Linked DNA regions of Homo sapiens: region 1 is linked to region 2. A link is a contact called in ENCODE Hi-C or POLR2A ChIA-PET data. All regions are on one chromosome and are shown on one strand. The core of a region is the stretch at or near the end of the contact, and the rest is flanking DNA. Distances in the headings are between cores, read along the strand shown.

What was found. Hi-C counts contacts between places; a loop is a spot of excess contacts on that map. ChIA-PET counts read pairs that join two places held with the same protein, here RNA polymerase II (POLR2A). Pooled maps may share reads with other maps.
Region 1: a map of B cell shows a loop between it and region 2 (2.2-fold over the local background). The contact joins two enhancer-like sites. A Hi-C loop is called at or near these places in 11 of 168 maps with a recorded cell type or tissue (B cell, CD14-positive monocyte, CD4-positive, alpha-beta memory T cell and 7 more), 4 of 37 single-sample maps with no recorded cell type and 15 of 50 pooled maps. POLR2A ChIA-PET finds 5 or more read pairs at or near these places in 14 of 52 experiments (BJ, CD8-positive, alpha-beta memory T cell, GM12878 and 10 more).

What each region holds. Positions count from the first base shown.
Region 1 is chr14:69,689,811-69,696,511 of GRCh38, forward strand. All of the region lies in intron 2 of SUSD6 (sushi domain containing 6), which reads left to right. Among named protein-coding and RNA genes, the nearest start is that of SRSF5, 74 kb to the right of the region's middle. RefSeq lists an enhancer at 4,676-4,725. Within about 2 kb of position 4,741, at least 21 of the 41 ENCODE cell types and tissues checked have a DNase peak (open chromatin) inside an H3K27ac peak, as active enhancers do; they include B cell, CD14-positive monocyte, GM12878 and 1 more, where a contact is called at or near this core.
Region 2 is chr14:69,650,469-69,656,611 of GRCh38, forward strand. All of the region lies in intron 1 of SUSD6 (sushi domain containing 6), which reads left to right. Among named protein-coding and RNA genes, the nearest start is that of SUSD6, 42 kb to the left of the region's middle. Within about 2 kb of position 2,686, at least 19 of the 41 ENCODE cell types and tissues checked have a DNase peak (open chromatin) inside an H3K27ac peak, as active enhancers do; they include B cell, CD14-positive monocyte, GM12878 and 1 more, where a contact is called at or near this core.

The DNA.
Region 1 (6,701 bases), core at 3,491-5,990, 41 kb after region 2:
GTGTGCCACGTTGCCTGGCTAATTTTTGTATTTTTGGTGGATACAAGGTTTTACCATGTTGGCCAGGCTGATCTCGATCTCCTGGCCTCAAGTGATCCGCCTGTCTTGGTCTCCCAAAGTGCTGGGATTACAGGCCTAAGACACCATGCCCGTGTTTTTTTACTCTCTTTTGAGTGAAAGTTATTAGTTATTAAACCTGCTGTCTGGAGGACAAGAGATTAAAGGTATTTTCTGTACATCAATGTGGCATTTAGACATAGTTATCTACCAACATGCAGTGTGTGTGAGGCTGTCCGAGGCATTGTCTTCTGACTGGGCATCTCAGACTGGTCAGTCAAAAGTGGCTTGCGAGAGACTAGGGTCCAAAGAGCCAAAGAGGCCATGACAGGTGACAGGGGCATGGTCCTCACCCTGATAAATAAGCATGGTTGAGACTCTACTCCTGACTGTTAGCTAGTTTAGGCCCAAGTTTCACTATTTTGAGGTTGTTTTGTTTTACTAGAGCCAGACCAATATGTACACAGGCTAACATCAAAGGCCAGTCCTAGACCTTCAGGGCCAGGCATCCATCCTTCTTTGGACTTTGCAGCAGGCTTGAATGCATTCCTGTTGTTTTTAAAGATCCTTAAAGAGGCTTAAATGTGGCTTCCTCAGAGAAAAGCATGTGGGAAGGATTCAAAGAGAAAGCTTGTAAGAGGAGCAGAGGGATCTTCCAGGAGCACGGTATGCTGAGCAAGATGCAAAAGTTCAAAGTAGTGAAGAAGAGAACTCCTAGGGGGATTTGACTCCTCACTGTCCAGAATCAGTTGGTGAAAGTTCCCCTCTGGAGAAGTGCAAAGGAAACCAAGAAGGCATGGCAAACTGCTTTTCCCGTGGTGGTCATTTGGGAGAAGGTGGTTTAAAATTTTGTGATTTAAGATTGTTCAAAACAGAGAATCTCATCCCGCACAAGATGAAGGAGGAAGAATATCCAGGTCAATGGACTTGGTAACTTCCGCTCCACCTGCCTGTGCACAGTGAGTACAGAGTTCCTTAGGCTTGTTGGTTTAGAGGCAATAGAGATGAGACTTGTGGCTTCGTCCAGCCTTCTCCCCCCGCACCAAAAAACCACACACCTTTTATTGTCTCTTTTGTATTTGTAGTCCCTGTCTCATGGTGGGACCCCACCCCCCAGAATGTACAGGGCTCACTTCATGGTATGCCTTAGACCCAGTCACATCTCTTTCTTCAGAAAAGACCATTCAGGGCTGGGTGCAGTGGCTCACATCTGTAATCCTACCTAGCACTTTGGGAGGTTGAAGCAGGTGCATCACCTGAGGTCAGGAGTTCAAGACCAGCCCAGGCAACATGGCGAAACCCTGTCCTTACTAAAAATACAAAAAATTAGCCGGACTTGGTGGTGTGCACCTGTAATCCCAGCTACACAAGAGGCTGAGGCATGAGAATTGCTTCAACCTGGGAGAAGGCAGAGGTTGCAGTGAGCCAAGACAAGATCGTGCCACTAGACACCAGCCTGGGCAACAGAGCAAAACTCTATCTCAAAACAACAGCGACAAAAAACCCATTCAGACCTCCACCCCTCAACTGCTGGTGTTTCTCAAAGACCTATGGTGTTTTGCTGATTTGGGGCCATTGCCTCAGTGGATTTCTGTTACCATCCATAACTAGAGTTTACTGGTGTTTCCTTTCTTTCTTTGCGGTTGTCTAGGCCTTTGTGAGTAGCAGTGGCCTGTTGAGTGCCTAAGAGAATCAGCACACTACCTGACCCCCTGTTTGGGAGTATGTGGCAGAGGCTGTTTATTTCAGGCTTTGGCAGTGATAACCCAGTGGCCCTGTGTGTTCTGGGCAGTGGCAGAAAGGTAGCCCTCTAATTCCAGGTCACATCCCCATTCTGCATTTAGTGACAACCTTCCTTTCACATATCCGTCTTAGAAGTCTTGTGTTCTCAGCCAGGCTTGGTGGCTCACGCCTGTAATCCCAGTACTTTGGGAGGCTGAGGCGGGTGGATTACCTGAGGTCAGGTGTTCAAGACCAGCCTAGCCAACATGGTGAAACCTGTCTCTACCGAAAATACAAAAATTAGCCCGGTGTGGTGGCACACACCTGTAGTCCCAGCTACTCAGGAGGCTGAGGCAGGAGAATTGCTTGAACCCGGGAGGCGGAGGTTGCAGTGAGCTGAGATCATGCCACTGCACTCCAGCTTGGGTGACAGAGTGAGACTCCGTCTCAAAAAAAAAAAAAAAAAAGAAGTCATGTGTTCTCAGCTGAAAATGCCTACATATCTTCTCCCACTTGCAACTTTGCTGTCTGTGATCCTTAAATAGCTCCATTGTGTGTAGTACACAGAAATTAGTGAAGGAAACTGTCCTGCCTTTTCCCTCCACTTCTCTGGAAAAATGTGGCCCCACCTGAGATATGAACTGAGTCCTCTGGGCACAACTAAACTCACCAGGCCATATTCTTCTCCAAACAGGAATTATAGCAGCTTTTGTCCATATGTATCCCACCCCTATGTTATACTTTGTAGGTCTTGGGGTAAATTTTTTTCTGGTGGCATCAGAAAAAATCAAGAAGCTTCCTTGTAGAAGGGCCAGCCAGAATTTGAATGCAGACTCTAGTACTTAGAATCCAGGTGACCTCAGTCCATTACTAAATTTTTCAGAGCCTCAGTTTTTTCTGAACAAATCAAGTTTTATACCACCTTCTTCCTAGGGTGGAAGAATTTAATAGGATAACACTTTTAAAGTACCAGTGCAGTGCCTGGTGATAAATGTTAATTCTCTTCCTTACTTGTATCCTTTTGGCAACAGAGATCATTAAATTTGTTTTAAATTTGATTGTGTGTTTCTTGAGGCCCTGCTGTGTATGCCTGGGACTGTACTTGGCATTAGGAGTTACCATTAGCTGGTAGGATTGGAAATGAAACCACAATTTTGGCCTTTGTACCCAAGAGTCCAACCCTGTTTTAAACTCTAAGCCAGACTCCTAAGTCAGTTATCACCTGCTCATCAGCTTTCCTTCTGAGCTGCCGTAAACAGCCATCTGGGCCTTTCCTGAGAGGACCAGTCATCTCCTCTGGGAGATGAGGAATTCTGAGAGGGGAGAGCAAACACATATTTTAGCTCAGGTAGGTGATATGGTGAAGGAGATGAGAACAAGAAGTGACAATGGCTGATGAGGAAAAAATAAGCATTCTCTGCTTTTTCTTAAGCCTTTAACTGCCACTGTCAAGGGAAACAGTAACACTTGCTAATACACGTGGAATAGCCTGGCTCCCTACCTCCATTGTCATCCCACCATCTGGAGGTGGAGGTAGGAGACAGCTGTGGGCTCTGCTCTATAGGTCACTGTACTGACCTATAGCAGTGGTAGTGGCTTTGGGCACTGAGTGGGCTAGCCCTGTACCTGGAGCAGCAGGATAAAGGAGAATGGTCCTCTGGCCTGCCCCTCCTTGTAGCAGTGGTAACAGTGGGAGGGGGAGGGGTTCCCAGCCCCAGCTGGCAGCCTGTTTCCCTGGGTCCCTGAGCTGCAAGAACAAGAGGAGGTGAAAGGGTAACAGGCCATATGGAGTCCATTTGTCAGCCAAGAGCAGCCTGGGCTGTATTGTCGAGAACGGGAAGTGAAAAAGGAGCCGGCTTATTACTGAACTGGAACAAGGAGAGAGCAAACAACACCCCCCAAAGTGCTTATCCTGCTCTGTTTTCTGCCTGCCCCCTCTCCAAATATCCAGAAATTTCTGAAATAATCCTTTTTCTTTTTACCAAAGCCTTTGCCCATTCCAAAAATCAGAGATAAGGGTTTAGTTTGCTACATGAAAATTTATCAGTGCCTAGTAATGTGCCAGGCATGATACAAGACCCTTTCAAGTATGCAGTTTTGTTAGTCTTCTAAAAAAACCTGTGGAGCTGGATATTGGCTGCTAAGGACTAAGGCTCAGAGGAGTTATGACAGTTGACAAGGCTGCAGAGCAGGCCCCTGGGTCAAACCCAGATTCATCTGTCTGACCCCCAAGACTATGCTCTTACTCCATGTGGCTCTGGTCCTGTTAGGTAGGCAGTGTATTTTCACAGTTAGGTACCAATTTGGAGAATACAAATTGTACCCTGGAGAGGGATGCTCTTTGCCGTTGTCTGTTATTGACTCATCTCAAATCAAAAATCATTGTGGCTCATTGCAGTTGAAAACAAGACAGTGTTTTGAAATAAGGACAAAATTTTGCAAGTCACGTTGGTTTTCTACTAAGCATCTACTATCTCCTGGATTATTTGTCAGGTACTAGGGATACAAAAATGAGCAGAACAAGTCTCTGCCCTATGGCTTAGATGTGTGGGTTGGTGGTTATTGGGGAAATGGAGGAAGGACCAACCTGTGAGAAAACCTGCAGAGACTACAACATGGTGATAGGTTACAAATAGGAGTGAAGATGATGTAATGGGAACCCAGAGGAGGAATAATAAAGCTGCTGTTATTGAACACTTAGTATGTGACAGACCCATTACCAGGTACTTTACCTGCATAGTTGTGATTAACCTTTTGAATCCCCATGTTAAAAATGAGGAAACTGAGGAATAGGAAGATCTCCCCAGGACTACCCAGTGGGTAACTGTTGGAGCAGTGTGCAACCCCAGGCCGTGAAGTCTCAGCCCAAGCTGGTAAGCTCCACCCTGTGCTGCTCATTGTTTCTCTCTGGCCATGCCTGGGAAGGTGGCCTTGGAACCTTGGAGATGGGTGGGGTTCCAGCTGACTGCATGTGCTTTCAGTTCAGGGTTTCTAGGCTGGGAGAGAAACAGTACTTTTGACTGAATGACTAAGGACTTTAGAGGCTTAGGTGCCACTAAAAGCACTTTCTTTTATTGAACGCTGTGCCTCAAACATGAAAACTCCAGGTGACAGGAGTTTTTATGTTTGAGGCAGGGTGCAGTAAAAGAAAGTGCTTGTTGGCTCTGAGGCCTCTGGCTGGCATTTTCCCTCTCCTGTGAGGGGGAGGAAGTGAGGGGCCCAGGCCTAAAACAAGATGGACAGGTCCGAGGCCTGTCCCACCTGTCAGTTGCTGATCTTCCGAGGAGGGCTTAGGTTGAGCCTCTCTTAGGAAGGCAGTGGTGGGGGCCCGAGAAGAGCCACAGGAGGTATCCTGAGCCATGGGTGGTTTCTCCCTGTGTTCTCCCACCCCAGCTCTGGTGCCACACCCTGAAAAAGGCTTGAGCTACTGCAGGCTGGCTCTCCCCCAGTGAGTGGGAAGTTCTCATGAGAAAAGGGATCCTGACTGGACAATAGGCTTCCTGTCTGACTGCTAGGAAGATTTGTCTCATAGGAGAGGAAGGTTGCAAATGGCATGAGAAACCATCTCACTTCCCTCTCACTGCAGCCTGTTTTAGACTTGACTATTTGGCGGGATCGGGAAGCCAGAAGGCTGGGCAGAGCCATGGACCAGAGCAGCCCCAGGTATCTCTTAAGTAGTGGGACTCCTGCCTGTTTTCCGGCTCTCACCACAAGTCCACAGCAGGAATCTGTCCCAATGCAGGAATTTCTGCATGGACAGGATGATCTCTAGCCCCTCACACCTTGTGCTGTATCCAAAACCACAATGGTTGCAGGACTTTTGCGAAGGAACCTTGGAGAGGTAGTGAGGCCCGCCAACTTTAGACAAATTTGCAAATGTCAGAAGAGATCTCAGAGGTGATCTGGTTCATTGCCTTCATGTATTGAAACTGAGGCCCAGAGTCTACGGGCAGTACCCAGTTTGTCCTTGTCACTGGACTCTGCCATCTGTGGCTCCCTTGACAGATTATGGGTGTGAGAGAAGCCTGACTCCGAGACCCTCTGATACTGCCCAGTGCTGTGGAATGGGAATACAGCCTTCTGGGGTTCAAATCCTAACTGTGCCACCCACCTGCTGGGTGAAATTGAGCAAGTATCTCAACCCCTGGCTCATCTGTGTAATGCATTGTTATGTTTCTAGAGGGTTTTTTGTGAAACTTAAATGAGTTACATATGTAAAGTGCTCAGATAGTGCCTGGCCTGTAGTCAGTGAACACAAGCTGTTGTTATTAGGAGGCTTCAGAAGAAACCTTTTGACCATATCAGATGTCATCACTTGTTTTTTCTTCTTTGTATTTGTCTGGAATGCTCTAATTCCAACTTGCCTGGGAGGCTTTCTTTAGGGGAATCACCTCCCCTTTGAAAAAGGCTGTTCATACTGGGTATAACTCTTTCTTTTATATGCTGTACGAAGTAGCTGGATGTCTCCAAAGCCATAGGCTGAGCACATCAAATGGGGAAATGAGCCACAAAACAGAACCTGGCAGGTTTCCTGATGCCCTGCCCCCCTCAGCAGGCCCCGGCTTAACTGAGTGGTCAGGCTTGCAGCTTAGAAGCCAGAGTTCCTGGTGAATCCAGCCCTGCCAATTACAAATGTGTGGCTTGAGGCAGATCACTCAACTCAGTTAAGCCTTATTGTCCTTATCTGTAAAGTGGAGAAAATATAGTACCTGCTTCATGTAGAGAGAGAACCCAGAAGAGTACTTGGCACAGGTAATAAACTATCTGTTTGCAATAATTACTGTTTTCCTTATTCCAAAACAAACAGAACTATACATTTAAACACCTTTGTTCTCTGTATTGACCTTGCTTTTTCTCTGGATCTCTTTGCTTCTACAAACCATTGAAGGCTAGAAGTAGAAATATAACCTTTATATATAAGA
Region 2 (6,143 bases), core at 1,436-3,935:
TACATAGTTCAAGTGTTCTGTTTTACTGATGAGAAAACAGGCATGGAAGCAAAGTGCTTGTCCAAGGTTGGCCCCTCAGTCATGTTGAAGCTGGGTTTGGAGAAGGGGTTTCCTACCTTCAGGTCAGGAACTTACGACAGGCTTTGTTCCTGCTCACAGGCACTTTGCCTCCTCCCCCCTCTTTTTCTGTCTGGTCTTATTTGTTCTCTCTTGCCTTCTCTCTTGCATCTTTTCTCCCTTTCTCCCTGGGCCCCTGTATCTCTGCAGTGTGCAGAGGCTGGGTTTTGTTGTTGTTGTTGTTGTTGTTAAGATGTGTTATTTTTTGAAAGCATTTTAGGAACACTGTGTACGGATAGTCCATACAAATGTGCTGATGGATTGATTAAACCCTAAAGGGAAAGTGGACTGTCCTGGGTTTGCTGCAATGCAGAGGGATATGGATGGTAGGGATCCGTCTTGGGAAGATGTAGGGGAATGTGCTGCTCAGTCAGAACAATGAGGATAGAGTTAATGTTGCTTCCTTCCAGTCAGAGCCTGTGTTGACTTACTTTTTAGAGGAAATACTTTTGGGCCCCTCCTATTCCCTAGAAGACATTCCAGTTTTCTTACAGCTGAAAGGTCCTTTGGGGATCATCCAGGTTCACCCCTGAGACAGAAAGACTCACTGACTTGCCTGAGGCCAAACCGCTTTTCAGTGGCTAGGACCTAGGCTGTCCCTCCTGTCCTGTGATCAGGTCCCTGCTGCAGTCATCCTGCTGTTAGGTGCTAGAGACTTGTTAAAGAGAAGACTTAGGTGGGGTGGTAGTGTGTCTGCTGGCTTTCCTGTTGTCTGAAGTTGGGGAAAGCGTGTTGCCCAGATGATGTGAGCAATTCTGGGGGTGGAAGACAAGGGCGCAGGGAATATCAAAGCAATTCAAAAAAACCTCTGACACTGTGTAATGGCTTAGGTGGCTTAAGAGGAAAGCTGAGGGTAATGTTTGTGATTTGGAGGCTGTGTGATTTTAACAGGAGTTTGATGTTTGCCTTTTCAAGTAGGAGCTGGAGATTAAAGGAAATGGATAAGTTAATATTCTGGCCTGAAAGGATGTCAGAGTCCGGTAAAATATGTGGCTGTCGAAGCACTCAAGTGTTAGTGGCAAAAAGGAAAGGGGAAGATATAGAAGTTAGTAGGACTGGAAGAATCCATTGATCCACAATGGGAGAAGATAGAAGGCATCTATAAATAACTGAATTTTGGGGGGTAGGAGGCATTAAGGTCCAATAAGTGTTTAGATATGTTTTGATACTGTAGCCTGGCCATTTCAGGGTGAGTAGGAGTACAGAGGGGAGATGTTGCAGGGAAGAAAGAGAGGTTAAGGAAGGGCCTGGGCAGCTTTGGCTGTATTAGTCATTTCTCTTACTTATCACACCCCTCTGGGGAACTTTGGACTTCAAAGTGTTAGGACTTGTTATCATTACAACCTGAAATGTAATTAGCGGGTTAATTTCTGTTCATGTTTCTGGAACTGTTCTTTGTCCTTTCTCATCATGTGGCAGGATCAAGGTTGGTGAACATAGTTAATTAAAGGAATAAACTCTGTTGTTCTGGACTCTCACCACTACTACCATTATCCTCTGTCTAGATTAGTCTGAGGCAAGAAAAGGATTTATGTTGGTTTTATCATCCCAGTTCCCTCTCTTAACTAATGGACAGAGGAGCCATGGTTTAGGAAAAAATTTGTTCTAAAAATTACATGTAGAGGTCGAGACAGGCAGATCACTTGAGGTCAGGAGTTAGAGACCAGCTTGATTGACATGGCAAAACCCTGTCTCTACTAAAAATACAAAAATTAGCCAGTCATGGTGGCGTGCGCCTGTAGTCCCAGCTACTCAGGAGGCTGAGGCACGAGAATCACTTGAAGCCAGGAGGCAAAGGCTGCCGTGACCCAAGATTGTGCCACTCCCACTGCACTCCAGCCTGGGCAACAGAGTGAGACTCTGTCTCGGAAAAAATAAATAAATAAATAAATAAAAATAAAAATTACATGTAAACGGAGTCTGACTTTACCCACGCAGCACCTGGGAGCCACGCTTGACTGAATCAGACCCCTCTTGCCTTTAGGAGAAGTGTTTGATAGTGTTTGATAGTGTGAGATGACCTTGCACCTTCAGCAGGACTATGGCATTCTCAGCAGGGGTGGGCCCCAGGCACGTGGACTGAGGAGATCTGGGCCCTGGCTGTTTCCTGGCTGGCCCTAGCTGCTGCTGCTGTTGCCTCCCAAGGCCAGAGCCATTTTTGAAGGTGACTCCAGGGCACCTTTAAACTTATTAGCAGGCTCTTGGGTTAACTTGGAAGCATCTGTGGCAACAACAAGCAAGTAAACCATGTGAACTTTGGGCTTGTGTTGCAGGCCCTTACCAGAAGCCCACCGTGCGTGTCATCATTTCTCAGCCCTCTGCTGTCTTGGCTTCTGGCTAAGACAATAAACATAAGCCCCAGGTGTTTCTAGTTTACAAAGCATTTCCTCATATTTTGTTCCTTTTGAGCCTCAACAGAGTCTACGGAGATAGTCAAAGCAAGTAACAGCCCCATTTTACAAATGAGGAAACAGGGGCAGAGATGAAGTAAGTGACTTCCTCAAGGTCAGAGCTGTGGCTTGAGGGCAGTTTTCTTCCTCATTGGAGGAACTTACGGACAGGAAGTGAGTGTCCACGACATCACATTCAGTAGGGCAGTCACCCAGCTGTTGATATTCTAGGTTTACAGAGGTGGGAGAGGCTGCCCTTTTGGGGCTGACGGTCGAGCTGAGGCCTCCTGCTACCACCAGGTGTTGGGGCAGCAGCACTAGTTCCCAAGAAATAAAATCAGAACGGTGACTCTCCTTACCTGTGTTTTGAAGAGGAAAGCCGGCTATTGGGGTAAGAGATGGATTACAGCAAGAGAAGGGTAGAAGCGGTGAAGAATTCTGTGGCCTTAGAGCCTTTTTCAGATGTGGAAACAGAAGGCAGAGAGCCTTCATGACCAGCTCCCTGGCTGGTGGCGGAGGTGGGACTGAGTCATTGAGGCCCTCTCCTCTGTCTCAGCTCTAAGTTCAGATGTGATATTCCTTGTGAGGATGGCCGAGTGCTAGTTTTGAACTTGATGCTTAGTTCTAGGTTCCTCTTCAGTGATAATTTTTTTTAATTAGGAGGAGTAGTCACTAACATGCCAAAGGAATACTGAAGTGAAATGGATTCTTTTTGTTTAAACAAAGTTTTAGCCTCAGTATTTCTCTAGGGATAATGAATACCTAGTGAAACTTTTTTTTTTTTTTTTTTTTGCTTGGTGTACTAAAGCCACAATCCAAGGACAAGTCTTGTTTTTTTAAATTCTATATTCAAGGCAGATTATTTCTTAAAATGATTAGATTTATACTGTGGCCCTTTCTCCACAGTAGCTGGGTTCTCCCATTCTGGGCAATACTTTGGAGATTTAGGGGTTAGCTTTCCTCTGTTTTATTTCTGAAGCAGTAACCCTTGGCCTAGCCTTACATATAAACACCCCACTGACTACCTTCTATTTATCTTTTCTTTGCAAAGCCCTCATTTCCATCACCCCGTCTGTTCTGCACCTGTCCCGTCTTAGGCTTCAGGATGGAATTGGTTCCTCGACTCAGGTAGCTGCTTAAGCAGTAAGGGAGGAGCCAGCTATTCCTGCAAAGCAAAACCAAAAACAAACAAAAAACCTAAAACTGATCAGGAACTCATACATGTACATCTTGTCTGCTCCATTTCCATACCGGCTCCTCCCCACAGTATTCATGATTTTGGCAGACCTTTGCTACCTGCCTGTCAGATGCCAGGCCTTGTGCTGGCTATTGAAGATTCCGAGTTGAGTAATTCACTGTCCCTGCCTTCAAGGAAGTCTCAGCCTGGTGTGGTGAGACAGATAAACAAATAGATACAATAACCTGTTAAAGGTACAGTCATAGCAGGGTAAGAAGGGGTCATTTCTACGTTGGAGGTGGGTGTGGTGTGAAGTGTCAGGAAAGAATTCCTCTAGATGACCCTTGTGCTGAGCCCCTAAAATGACTCTATTCCTGGTAGAGGGAGCAATTAGGTTTTTGGGATTTGTTTTAATGGCAGTTTGTTGAGAGAGGAGACAAGTGGTCTATAGGAAGGCCTTGCTACATTAACTTAACATTTTGTTTGAATAGATAATACATGTACAAAGTACAACACTCAATATAGTAAAAGGGAATATATGCAGTTAAAAATTTTTTTTCTCCTTCCCCGTTAACCACTCAGTTCCCCTCCCTGAAGGCGACCATTAGTTACCAATTTCTTTTTTTTTTTTTTTTTTGGTGTGTGTGTGTGTGTGTGTGTGAAACAGAGTCTCATTCTGTCACCCAGGCTGGAGTGCAGTGGCACAATATCGGCTCACCACAACCTCCGCCTCCTGGGTTCAAGCGATTCTCCTGCCTCAGCCTCCTGAGTAGCTGGGATTACAGGTGCCCGCCACCACACCTGGCTAATTTTTGTATATCTAGTAGAGACGGGGTTTCACCGTTTTGGCCAGGCTGGCCTTGAACTCCTCACCTTGTGATCCACCCGCCTCGGCCTCCCAAAGTGCTGGGATTATAGGCATGAGCCACTGTGCCCGGCAGTTACCAATTTCTTATGCTTTATTCCAGGTGAGTTTTTCCGTGCTTATAGGGGTGTGTGTGTGTGTCTGTCTTTCAAAAATACATGCATATACCCAGGTTATTTTTTTCACATACTAATTTTAGAAGTCATTCCATATTAGCACAGGTTGAATTGCCCTGTTCTTTTTAAACCTCTGTACGGTATTCCATTATATTGGGTGTACTATAACTTATTTAAGTATACTCCCCTTTCATGAACTTTTAGGTTACTTCAGTCTTTTGCCTTTACAAACAATACATGAATATCTTTCATATATGTCATTGCACATGTGATTTCTTAGGGCACATTCTAGAACTGATAAGTCAGAGTATATGTGCATTTTTTTGGAATAGTTATTAACAAGTTGCTCTCCGAAGGATTCTATATTGATTATAAAATGCTAGCCAGGCAGAGTGGCTCATCCCTCTAATTTCAGCCCTTTGGGAGGCTGAGTTAGGAGTATCACTTGAGGCCAGAAGTTTGAGAGCAGCCTGGGCGACATAGTGAGACATCCTCTCTCTTTAAAAGAAAAAAAAAAAAAGTTAGGTGTGGTGGCGTGCTCCTATAGTCCCAGCTGCTTGGGATGCTGAAGCAGAAGGATTGCTTGAGCCCAGAGGTTCAGGTGAGCTGTGCTCACACCACTGCATTCCAGCCTGGATGACAGAGTGAGACCCTGTCTTTTAAAAAACAACCAAAAAACGCCAAAAAACTAAATTTAAGATTCTTTACCATTTGGCCGGCCCCACTGCTCTTCCCTTGCCTGTCCCCTCACACCCCACCAAAATCCTCTAAAATCCCTGCCAGTATGATCTTCCTAAATGAGTTTAGTCTTATAATTTCCCTGTTTAGAATCCTTGTAAGGGTAAAGTTTAAACCCCTCTGCTTAGCCCCTGCCTCCAGCCTCTGCCAGGAGTAATGTGCTCCCATAGTACTCTGATCCACTTGTATTTGGTGCTTCCTTTTTTTTTTCTTTTCCTTCCTTCCTCCTTTCCTTTCCCTTCCTCTTCCTCTTCCTCCATTCTTCCCTCCCTCCGTCTTCCTCCATTCTTCCCTCCCTCCCTATTCCTCCATTCTTCCCTCCCTCCCTCCCTCTCACATCCTTTAGGACTCAGCATCACCTCCTCTAGGCAGTCTTTCCTGACTACCACCACTTATGCACAAAACACCTAAGCACTACCTTATGTGGCCTCATTTATTCACTGCTTAAATATTTTTTATACACGTGCTGTGATGTGGCACATGCAGGTGTCATTCTTGATGATCCACTGGTTATTGCCTTGAGGGGATGACAACTGCCCGGTAGGGTTACCTGGTGTGACTGCACCTAAAACAGCAATACCAAAGGGCCCATTGCCAGTTCTGTCACTGACCAGCTGGGGCCTCTGAGTATATCCCTTAACCACTTTGGACCTTAATTTGGCATCTGTCAAATGAGATGGTGGAACTTGAGGAACTCTAAGGCCCCTACTGTGCAGGTCTTATTAATGATTACAACAGCA